Linked DNA regions of Homo sapiens: regions 2 and 3 are each linked to region 1. A link is a contact called in ENCODE Hi-C or POLR2A ChIA-PET data. All regions are on one chromosome and are shown on one strand. The core of a region is the stretch at or near the end of the contact, and the rest is flanking DNA. Distances in the headings are between cores, read along the strand shown. Region 1 has its middle 38 kb from the start of LINC02414. Region 2 overlaps LOC105370087 (a long non-coding RNA gene). Region 3 overlaps LOC101929974 (a long non-coding RNA gene).

Evidence for each region. A loop is a pair of places that touch in the nucleus more often than their neighbours do. ChIA-PET counts read pairs that join two places held with the same protein, here RNA polymerase II (POLR2A). Pooled maps may share reads with other maps.
Region 2: a loop to region 1 is called in a map of naive thymus-derived CD4-positive, alpha-beta T cell, with 4 times the contacts of the local background. The contact joins two enhancer-like sites. A Hi-C loop is called at or near these places in 3 of 168 maps with a recorded cell type or tissue (HUES64, IMR-90 and naive thymus-derived CD4-positive, alpha-beta T cell), 3 of 37 single-sample maps with no recorded cell type and 7 of 50 pooled maps.
Region 3: a loop to region 1 is called in a map of CD4-positive, alpha-beta memory T cell, with 17 times the contacts of the local background. The contact joins two enhancer-like sites. A Hi-C loop is called at or near these places in 2 of 168 maps with a recorded cell type or tissue (CD4-positive, alpha-beta memory T cell and naive thymus-derived CD4-positive, alpha-beta T cell), 5 of 37 single-sample maps with no recorded cell type and 11 of 50 pooled maps. POLR2A ChIA-PET finds 5 or more read pairs at or near these places in 1 of 52 experiments (activated CD4-positive, alpha-beta memory T cell).

The regions. Positions count from the first base shown.
Region 1 is chr12:131,607,982-131,611,361 of GRCh38, reverse strand. No RefSeq gene overlaps it. Among named protein-coding and RNA genes, the nearest start is that of LINC02414, 38 kb to the left of the region's middle. Within about 2 kb of position 2,126, at least 3 of the 41 ENCODE cell types and tissues checked have a DNase peak (open chromatin) inside an H3K27ac peak, as active enhancers do.
Region 2 is chr12:131,680,846-131,684,694 of GRCh38, reverse strand. The region is part of intron 1 of LOC105370087 (a long non-coding RNA gene); the gene reads right to left. Among named protein-coding and RNA genes, the nearest start is that of SFSWAP, 28 kb to the left of the region's middle. RefSeq lists a silencer at 2,265-2,414. Within about 2 kb of position 1,999, at least 2 of the 41 ENCODE cell types and tissues checked have a DNase peak (open chromatin) inside an H3K27ac peak, as active enhancers do.
Region 3 is chr12:131,509,983-131,513,293 of GRCh38, reverse strand. All of the region lies in intron 1 of LOC101929974 (a long non-coding RNA gene), which reads left to right. Among named protein-coding and RNA genes, the nearest start is that of LINC02414, 140 kb to the left of the region's middle. RefSeq lists an enhancer at 2,029-2,078. Within about 2 kb of position 1,358, at least 3 of the 41 ENCODE cell types and tissues checked have a DNase peak (open chromatin) inside an H3K27ac peak, as active enhancers do.

The sequences.
Region 1 (3,380 bases), core at 877-3,376:
ACCCAAGGCACCAAGACTGGTTGGCTGCAGAGGAACTGAGACCCAGAGTTATTTTTAATGAGTGAAATAGAGGAGACGGCTTCGTCTCCGTCTTCCTGGCCCAGACACTATCTCCCTCCCATCTCCACTGTGCACACCCGAGCCGCAGGCACCATGCCCTCATTCCACAGGCACTCCAGCCTGCCCTGTGAAGGCTGCTGCTGCTGTAGCAGGTGCCTTGGAGGCTCTGCCCTGCCCACATGCCGCTCCTGTTCCAAGAAACAGCCCACAGCCCGACCCTGCAAACTAGCCAGCCTGCAGTGCGGCCCACATCTCCAGGAATCTGCTGTCCACTGGCGCCTTCCGCCACACCTCCGCTGTTCTTGAGAGCATCCTTGGGCTTCAACTTCCCCATACTGTGCTGCAGATGAAGTTAGTTTCCTTGGGAAGAGACCTGGAGCCCTCACTTTTACCCTCCCCTGGGCAAAATCCCTGAGCCTCCACTCTGGAGCTGGAACTGTGTGTAGGGACATTGCCCGCTTCCTGCCAGGTGTCACCATCCTGTCCCATCTTAGGGACCCAGGACTCTATCCAGCAGGCTACGGTGTGGGAAGGGATGCTGTTTAAACAAGAAGGCAGAGGAGCTGGCAAGCGGGCCCAAGGGGTGTCCAGAGAAATGGGAGGAAAACCAGGAAAGTTTAATGACAGAAAAGGCAAGAAAAGAGAGGGTGCCAGGAAGAGGAGGCCGGCTGCCCCCGCTCTCCCTTGCAGGTGGCTTTGTCATCTTTCCTCTGCTGGTCTGACTTCTCTGCCCCTCTGTCCATGAGGCAGAAGGTGCTCCCCACCCAGCACACAGCCCCGAGATTCCTCATATCTTGCTTACGAGGCAGGCTCAACCCGAAACAAGACTCTTGGCGCCCAGGCCAGGTGGCCAGGGAGAGGCCTGCTTGTGTCAGAGGTCATCAAAGGTCCAGTCAACTGTGCCCTGGAGGGTGTGGCCTCCTCATAGACAGGTGGGATCTGGGACCACTGCGGGCAGCCACTCTCCAGCTCCTTCAGACGAACCTGCTCCAACGGACCCAGTGTTGCCATGGGCTATAAAACGGGGGACACTCCTGTCCCACTGCAGCTCTGCAGGCTCTTGATTAATTTCTGAGGTTGACCATCAGAAGCTTCACATTCGTGGACGAAGACAGAGAGGGCCTCCACCAACAGGGCTACAATGTTGTCTTTTCATGCCTTGTTCCCTACCCGTTGGGCAGGTGAAGCCACGGCTGTTTCTTTCATGCCGCTCTTAAGGCTATGGGAACACAAGGCCCACATCTCCTGTTTTGTAGCTGAGTTCTCTAAAGCTTTCCATGATGGCCCCACCGCCCTTCTCTCATGATCAAAGGTGCCAGCGTCACCAGCCGCTTCCCTGGGATGCCCTGCATTGCTGCCAAGGAGCCAGGGATGGCTTGGGGCCGCCTTCCCACCAAAACCCCACAGCGAGGTCCCCAGAGTCTCTCATGGTTTGCTGCAGGCAGCCACATTCCTGCCTCCAAGTACTGATTTTTGAGACAACAGAGCACAGCATTAGGCTTCAGATGGATTAGCTAGGTGCGCTAGCCTTCCTCAAAAAGCTGCTGGAACAGACAGTATTGCATTCATGTTAATGGCTGAGTAGTACCCCTTGGTGTATAGACACCACGTTTTCTTTATCCATTCAGTAGCCGATGGGCAGCAACTCGGACGGAGCTGGGGGCATTATTCTAAGTGAAGGAACACAGGCGTGGAAAACCAAAACCACATGTTCTCACTTGTCAGAGGGAGCTAGGCTGACTACGCGAAGGCGTACGGAGTGATGTAATGGGCTCTAGAGGCTCAGAAGGAGGAGGGCGGGATGGGGCTAGGGATAAAAAGACCTACACGCTAGGACAATGGACACCCCTTGGGTGACGGGGGCACTAGAATCTCAGAATTCACCACCACACAATTCATGCATGTAACAAAAACCACCAAAATGCTATCGAAGTAGAAAAAAAACCTGTAAAATACAAAAAACAAACCAACTTCTTTTTGTTTGGAAAATCAACAAATTTGATTTTCCTGTTGTGTCTCTGACCACAGCCTGTCTGGCGGGAGGAGTCGGTTGCAGGCTGAGCAGGAAGGGCGGCCCCAACCTCCCCCTGGAGGCCCGTCCTGGAACTGCGTGTTTCTGTTCCCGCAGAACCACAGAAGCCACGTGTCAGAGTGAACATGGGGTGTTGGCTTGGCTCCCCCAAAGATTTTAAAAGCAGAAACTCTCCAAGCAAAATATCTGCGTTGTCTATGGTGGAACTTGCCTTAGTGATGTTGCTGCATTCGCCAACACCTGCTCCATATCAAAGACAAAATAGTGGTGAGGAGGTGTGGGGATACGAGAGACAATATCCCAAACTGGGCTTAAACATAAGTGATCACACATGGTGTGGCGCTTTCACATAAATTATGCGCGTTTCCATGGAAACAACGCAGAAATCAGACGAAGGCAGTACATGCCAAATATAAAGTATTTAATTCTAAACAGTAACAGATTTTAAACTGTTTATTCCCAGAATTGCTTCAAATGGTCACATGGCAAAAACAAATGCCATTAATGTGTTTTTGCTTCTCTCTCATTTGTCCATTGCATTGATTTCCTATGAAATGTAAATAAAACAATTAAAACAAAATTGATATCGAATGCAACTGAAGAGAAGTAAAAATCGCAAGCCCCAGTGGTATTTTTAATCAGAGCTAACCCATCATAGATGAAAATTAAGGAAGAATTTATGCTAGGACTGTAATGTTACTAACTGAGGACCTTCAATTCTTTATTCACCTATTTAAATGATCTTTGCTGGACATTTCTAAGAGTGAAATTCTTCATTTACAGTTTCTACCGCTCAATTTTGTAATAAAACAAAAATGTCAGACCATCCAGACACATGAAAGAGCCAAAATGAAGTATCCCACAAAGACTTTTGGAAGGTAGAAAAACAAACAAACAAACACAATTCATCAAAAAAACCCCAACCTACTGATGTTGAGAGAAATCACAAAAACAATCTGAGGATGGATGAATGACAACCAGCCCCTCCTAACCTCCCAACATGGTAACTATGATAAATTACCACCGGTGACAGTGACTCACCCTCCACCACTGCTGGAATCCGTGGCCTATACACAAAAAAGTCTGGAAAACAACTTGAAGGACCATGTGTGTGAGAAAGAAAAGGAATTCTGTGTGTAGGGGAAGATGCCTCTGTAAGGTCTGAACAGCCTTCCTGAAGGCATCCCTGGTGCAGTGTGACCACGGATGACCGCACCCGACCAGCCACTGCATGCAAAGTGAGATCTTATGGCTGTCATACTGAGCATGCACTGAAACCGGTGACCCA
Region 2 (3,849 bases), core at 750-3,249, 73 kb before region 1:
GACACGCCGTGATTCCCATTGTGCAGAGCAGGAGACGGACACGCCGTGATTCCCATTGTGCAGAGCAGGAAACAGGCACAGAAGGCTGGGTGGCATCCCCAGGGTAGTCGGGAGGGAGATGGAGAGCCAGGCTCACACTCAGGTGTCTGGGTCTGCTAAGATTCCTGCTGGCCACACAGTGACCTCAGTTTCGTAGTCACCATCCTCGATGTGAGCCCCACAAGGAGGACGCTACCTGCCGTCCCAGCCTCCCGCTGCGGATGGGAGAGGTTTGATAAAGAAGGAACCGGTCTCAGAGTCCCAGCCTGTGGGCTCTGCGGAGGGGATTAGAAATGGTGCTTCCAGAGTGCCTGAAAGGAGGGAAGCAGCTGCCAGTGCCATCGTCATTATCTACGTTGAGGATGACACAACACCCTTAATGATGCTGAGTGGCTGTTTCCAGACTCAGGGGCTCCCCGCCTTGCTCAGCTGAGCACCTGTCCCGGCTGCAGCCCATCCTCAGCCCTCGGCAGAGCTGGGGCCTGGGCAGCTCGGCCGTCTCCTTCCAGAGGAGCTCAGATATCCTCAGGTGCTGAGGGTCAGCCCAGGTCCCAGTGTGTCCCAGCCCTGGGCGTGGGTCCCCCCACATGAGTGCTGGAGTCAGACAGCATCCCCGCGGGTGGGAGGAGCCCTTCCCGGGCAGGACTGTGCCCTGTTGCAGCTCCATTTGGAGGGAGACTTAACATGTTCTGACACGCAATAGGCTTTCTCTTCAACCCTTTCAAGACTTGGGCATTGATTTTTCTCGTCTGCAGGCTGAAGGACTGGGCTCTGGAGAGGAGATGTAGAAATCGAGGTGGCGGCCGCTGACCCATCGGTGCAGGAGAGAAGCTCTGGAGCCCATGGGTGGGACGAAGGTGGTGGGGACGCAGAGCTGCCCCCAGGCCTGGGCCCAGCTCACCTCCTAGCGCCAGGCACGGCCCCACCCAGAAATCCACAGACAAAGACAGGGCTCTCCAGGGGAACGTGCTCACCCTAAGGGTGGTCCCGCTGAAGACTGGCACAGACTTGGCTTCTGTCCCACACCAGGTCCAGCCTGGACCGTTCCCAAGAGCAGAGGCTGGGAATGTCGGGAGCCAGGAAGTTCCAGGAGTGTCCCCAGGACCATCTGCCCAGTGTGGACAGAGACACAGCACACCAACAACATAACAACACAACACAACAGTTGTGTTACATACCAGACTCAGGGGCTCCTCACCTCGCTCAGCTGAGGACCTACCCTGGCCACAGCCCATCCTCAGCCCTGGGCCTGGGCAGCTCCACTGTCTCCTTCCAGACGAGCTCAGACATCCTCAGTTACAACCACACAACACCAGCACCACACCACAACATAACACAAAACAACACCGCACACCACACCATCAACAGCACTGCCTCAACAAGATAACACAACACCACAATACAACAGCAAGAACATATACAACCATACACACCACACACCACACCATGAAAACCCCAAAACAGCACCACACACCACAGCACACTACAACGTAACACAACATCAACATCAACAATATACACCACACACCACATCACCACACCAACAACATAACTCAAAACACCCCCACACACCACACCATGACATCACAACACAGCATCAACCACACAGCACACCACAATGTAACACAACATCAACAATATACACCACACACCACATCACCACACCAACAACATAACTCAAAACACCCCCACACACCACACCATGACATCACAACACAGCATCAACCACACAGCACACCACAATGTAACACATCAACATCAACAATATACACCACACACCACTTCACCACACCAACAATATAACTCAAAACGCCACCACACACCACACCACAACATAACAACACAGCATCAACCACACAGCACACCACAACGCCATGACAGCAGCACCACAACACAACACCCCATGTGGTTCTGTCACGTGCAGTCAAGGGTGCCCTAGCCCAGACGTGCTGGATGCTGGATGACAAGGAACTCGGTTACAGACGACAAGGACACTCCCAGCCTCGCTGGGGCTGAGCGCTTCCCTCCTGGGGCTCCCTCCACATCTGGTCCTGACCCCCCGTCGCCTCCTGGGGCAGAGCCTGGCCTCCCCTCCCCTCCCCTCCCCTCCCTTCCCTTCCCTTCCCCTCCCCTGCATTAGTCCAGTGGCTGCCTGGGGGAGGGGGGATCCCAGAGCCACCTGCCCATCCCCCCTGGAGGCCATGGAGTTGCTCCACCTTCCTCATCCCCCAGTCTGGGCCCCACCTCTTCCCTGCCCCATCCCCTGGAGGCCATGGGGTTGCTCCACCTTCCTCCCGCCCCAGTCTGGGCCCCACCTCTTCCCCGCCCCGTCCCCTGGAGGCCATGGGGTTGCTCCACCTTCCTCCCGCCCCAGTCTGGGCCCCACCTGTTCTCCTGCCTCCCCCGTCCTTTAGAAGCAGAGGAGGCCGTGAGGATCCAGCACCCACAAGTGAGCTCCGCGCTCCCTTCCCAGGGAGGGGAGGGGAACCCCCACCTGATGTCACCCTCTTTCAATGACTAGGCTTTTAGTGTGTGATTAAACCAGCGGGATTGAGCGATTGTTCTTGGGCAGTTTCTCGACTGTCACCCACGACTCTCCTGGTGTCCACTGCAACCATCTCAACACAGAAGCCCTAGCAGGTGCCGCGTGGCCCGTGTCTCGGGGACTGAGCCCAGGTGTGTGGGTTCAGGCTCTTGGTGGGAAGTGCCAGAGACGGACATCAGCAACTAATGCAGAAACTAACCCACAGGCAGGGCGCCGGGAGGTCCAGGCTTCGGGACACAGGCCCTTCTGAGCCTCCCTCCCCCACCCGAGGTTCGGCATCATCGTCACCACAGAGGCAGCCCCGGGTGCAGCAGGGACATTTATGTCCTAACCAGCAGGATAGAAGGGCATGTGGCTGCCTCGGATAAGTCAGGGCTCTCCCCGGAGAAGACGACAAGGACGTGTGGTGAGCACGTGCTCACGGCAGCGCCAGAGCCCAGCACTAGAGCCAGGTTCGCTCTGCTCTTCTCCATGGCGCTGAAGCACACCTTTGTGTCACCACGGTTTTCTGTGGTGTGACAAGTAATGTTTTCCTAAATACCCAAGTGCCACAGATTGGGAATGTTTTACTTTTTAATACATAAAAGGTCATTAGAGTAATTGACGGTAGGTGACTTCACCCTTGCTACATTCAGACGCGCTGTGTCACCAGATAGGAGGGTCTGGGGTCACAGCTGGCAGGACAAATGCCCAGCTCAGCTGTCCACAGTCAGGAGAGGGCAAACAGCTGGGGGCAGTTCTCTGTGGAGCATCAGAAACCCTGATGCCAATCAGCAGATGCCCGGGAATGTGTTGGCTCACATAGTGAAGAAATCTAGGTTATTCTAGCTGGTTTCAGGTATGGCTGTGTTCTGGCCTCTAGAGACATCTCCAGGACGTTCTCTCTCTCTCTCACTCCATCTCTCTCTCTCTGTCTCTCCCCTGCTCTCTTTCTCTCTCCTGGTCTCTCTCTCTCTCTCTCTCTTCCCGGCTCTCTCCTGCTCTCTTTTTTCCTATTTCTCCCCTGCTCTCACCTCTCTCCTTCTCTCTTTCCCCTGCTCTCTCCTCTCTCCTCTCTCTTTCTCTGGCTCTCTCTCTCTCTCCGCCGTGCTCTCTCCTGCTCTCTCTCTCTCTGGCTCTCAGCTCTTCCCTCCTGTGCTGCTTCCATCTCAGGCCCCACATGCTGTCCCCTGGGAGCCCCGGAATCCCCTCTGGCTGTGACCCCATCAATGCTGCAGCACCTCCCAGCTCACTTGTGCTTAAGAAAGAGCACAGTCCTTCCCCAG
Region 3 (3,311 bases), core at 109-2,608, 97 kb after region 1:
AATCCCAACACAGGAGTGTATTAACATCTCAGTTCCCAGAACACTTTTAATTTCATTCACTCAGGTATTCATGAACACCCGTCTTCTTATGTGCTGTGTTAGAGTTCTCTAGAGGGACAGAACTAGTGGAATACAGACACACACACACACACACACACACAAACATATATATATATATATATATATATATATATATATATATATATATAGATAGATAGATAAAGGGGAGCTTATTAAGTATTAACTCGCACGATCACAAAGTCCCACAATAGGCCGTCTGCAGACTGAGGAGCAAGGAGAGCCAGTCCAAGTCCAAGTCCAGTTCAAGGGATCATCCAGGAAGCATCCAGCACGGGAGAAAGGTGTAGGCTGGGAGGCTAGGCCGGTCTCTCTTTTCACATTTTTCTGCCTGCTTATATTTGAGCTGAGCAGGCAGCTGATTAGATGGTGCCCACCCAGATTAAGGGCGGGTCTGCCTTTCCCGGCCCACTGACTCGAATGTGAATCTCCTTTGGCAACAGCCTCATAGACACACCCAGGATCAATACTTTGTATCCTTCAATCCGATCAGGTTGATACTAAGTAGTAACCATCACACGTGCATTCATCATGTGCACACACTGGTTAGGATCTGAGGGTATAGACCAGGCTCCTGTTCTCTGGGAACTGGCATCCCAGCAAGGACAGGTAGTAAACAAATAAGAACATTTAAGAACAGTGTGGGGAGGGCCTAACACTGTGCTGTGTGGTGGTACGTAGGACGCAGGCTACTGTAGACTGGGTGGTTGTGGGGAGGAGGTGACTGTGGGGAGGTGACATTGATCTGAGCCCTGGATGCCAACAAGGAGCCAGCTGTGCATGGATGGAGTTGGGAGCGGTGCCAGGCTGAGCCTGCAGGAGGTCAAGGTGCTGGTGGGAGCTCATGTGGCTGGGGACGGTGAGCATGGGCGGGACAGAGGTGGTACTTGTGCAGAAGGAATTAACCATGAAGGCCAAAGATGCCCTCCCTGCAGAGGCCTGCTGGCAAGGTTGGCCCTCAGCTGGGGCCTGGGAGCTTTGCCGATAAACAGGCCCCCACACTGATTCACTGAATGGCTGCGTGTGCAAACAATAGGGTTTATGCTGAGGACCTGCTTTCCCTCTGAGAGGCTGGGATTTTGGACTATGCCAGGCACAGGTGCTGACGTGACCAGACCCCAGTAAACCCTGGGTGCCGAGTCTCTAGTGAGCGTCCCTCATAGACAGCACTCACATGTGTTGTCACATCTCATCGCTGGGGAATTAGACATGTGCTGTGTGACTCCCCAGGGAGGGGACTCTGGGAGCTTGTGCCTGGTTCCCCTTGTGCCTTTCTCTTTGCTGTTTTTGCAGGTTGTCCTTTCACTGTAATAAATTGCAGCCTGAGTCCTGGGAGTCTCTGAACCTGGGGATGGTCCTGGAATCCCTGACACAGATGTGGCCAGAGAAGGGATGGAACCAGTCCTGCAGGGCCCTTTAGGGAATAGTGAGGTGCAGTGTGAGGGTTGCAGCGACCCGTGGGCTGCTCAGCCCAGCCTGGGGTGACTGTCTCACTTTCCCTCGGAGGACAGGGTGGGCACCACCTGCAGACTCTGGGAAGTCCTCACTCAGTCTCCACGTGCACAGGGCCTAGGAGGTGGTCTGGGTGCTGGTGGGCGGCTCTGCCACATGCCACCCTCACAGTCTTCCCCTGAGTCTGTTCCTTCCTCTTGCTTGTCCCAGGCCTCTCTCAGCAGCACCTTCCTCTGTGAGTGTCAAATGCTACTGACTCATGTACTTCCTGTCTATTCAGAGACAGGACGGGGGTGGGAAATTGGTATCATTTGCATGACGCTCACCTCCTGGGGTTGGTGAAGAGCTTGCAGGCATCAGAGCTAGCTGGGAAGTGAGCAATTATAACATCTTTAGGAAATTGACTTGGCCCTTTCTGAGTCTGTGTCTCCTGGTTTTCTCCATGCCCAGTATTCAGAGGAGGATGAGAGGAATGCTTCCTTGGGCCCCATGGCCTGGCTTTGGCTTTGGCATTGGCATTTTCAAAAAAAGTCTAGACTTACTGATCATGATTCCAGACTCCCGAGAAAGAAGCAGAGAATGTTCGGGTTGTATGAGTGGGATCTGGGATCCTGGGGGCGGGCTGTGAGGGTGAGAGCCCCACGGAAGTGCACCCAGGAGCAGGTGGATGTGGGAAGGCTGGAGCCCCCCAGACCAGGGCTGGCCTTGGGGAAACAGAAGGGGGTCATGGCATCAGAGAGGAAAGCGCATCTTCGCTACGATCCCCCCTGCCCAGAGCCTCCTCCAGATCCAGGGACCCCTCTCCTTCTGTGTTTGACCAGGGACACTGGCAGCTCTGCCTATGTTGAGAGTCCTCAGAGAGCTTCAGCTAGGCCTGTTCCCCAAAGATCTTTTGTTGTTCATTTTAAGAAACAACAGACCATCACTTTAAAAGTAGCACATTTTGGTACCTATTTCTCAGTGATTGATCCTTTCAGATACAGTTTCCCAGGATCTAAAGATGGTAGCTGAATAATGCATGATATTTTTGTTTCCCAGAAACAGGTGTTTTATTTTTATTGCATTAGTCTTATGAGAACAAGCTGGCTGCAGTTTCTCTGAGAGCCGAAGTGCTGAAACAATTCTGGGTTTTATAGGCACCCATTGCCAGGAGCTGTCATTGCCAGGCTCTTGGGCTCTTGACAAGGAAGCTCATTATGGCCGTGTCTCACCTCCTCCAGGGAGGTGCCAGATCCGTGTGCAGCAGTTTTGCACGTCCATCCATTTGTTCATCATTCATTCATTCACTCATTCTTTCAATGTTCATTTCCTGAGGGCTTCTGAGTCCTGGTGCTGGGATGCACTTTGGGGTTACAGAGACAAAAAGACCAAGTCCCAGCCTTTAGGGAACCTATAGTCTATGAGGGAGACAGAGTCTCAGTCATTGGGCCAGGTGATGAGGGGTAAACTGAGGCATACACCAGGTGTGATGGGCTGTGAAGGATCAAGCCTTGGAGCTCACCGGTGGGCGGGAGGAAGACCCCACTGAGGAGAGGAGAGAATCCGTGAGTGACAAGGAGTAGATGGGGCTCATCAGGTGGCTGTGTGGTGGGCAGGGACCCCAAAGGGCCTGAGCAGAAGTGTGACTATAGTGACTTAGAACTCAGGAGGGGCTGCCCTTGAGCCCCACTTGATTTACAACCTGGACCCTTGGTGATTTTGGCTGGAGAGAGGCAGTTGACTCCTTTGAAATATGAAGTGAAACACCAGAGGCAGGAACAGGCCAGTGGTGGTTAATGAGT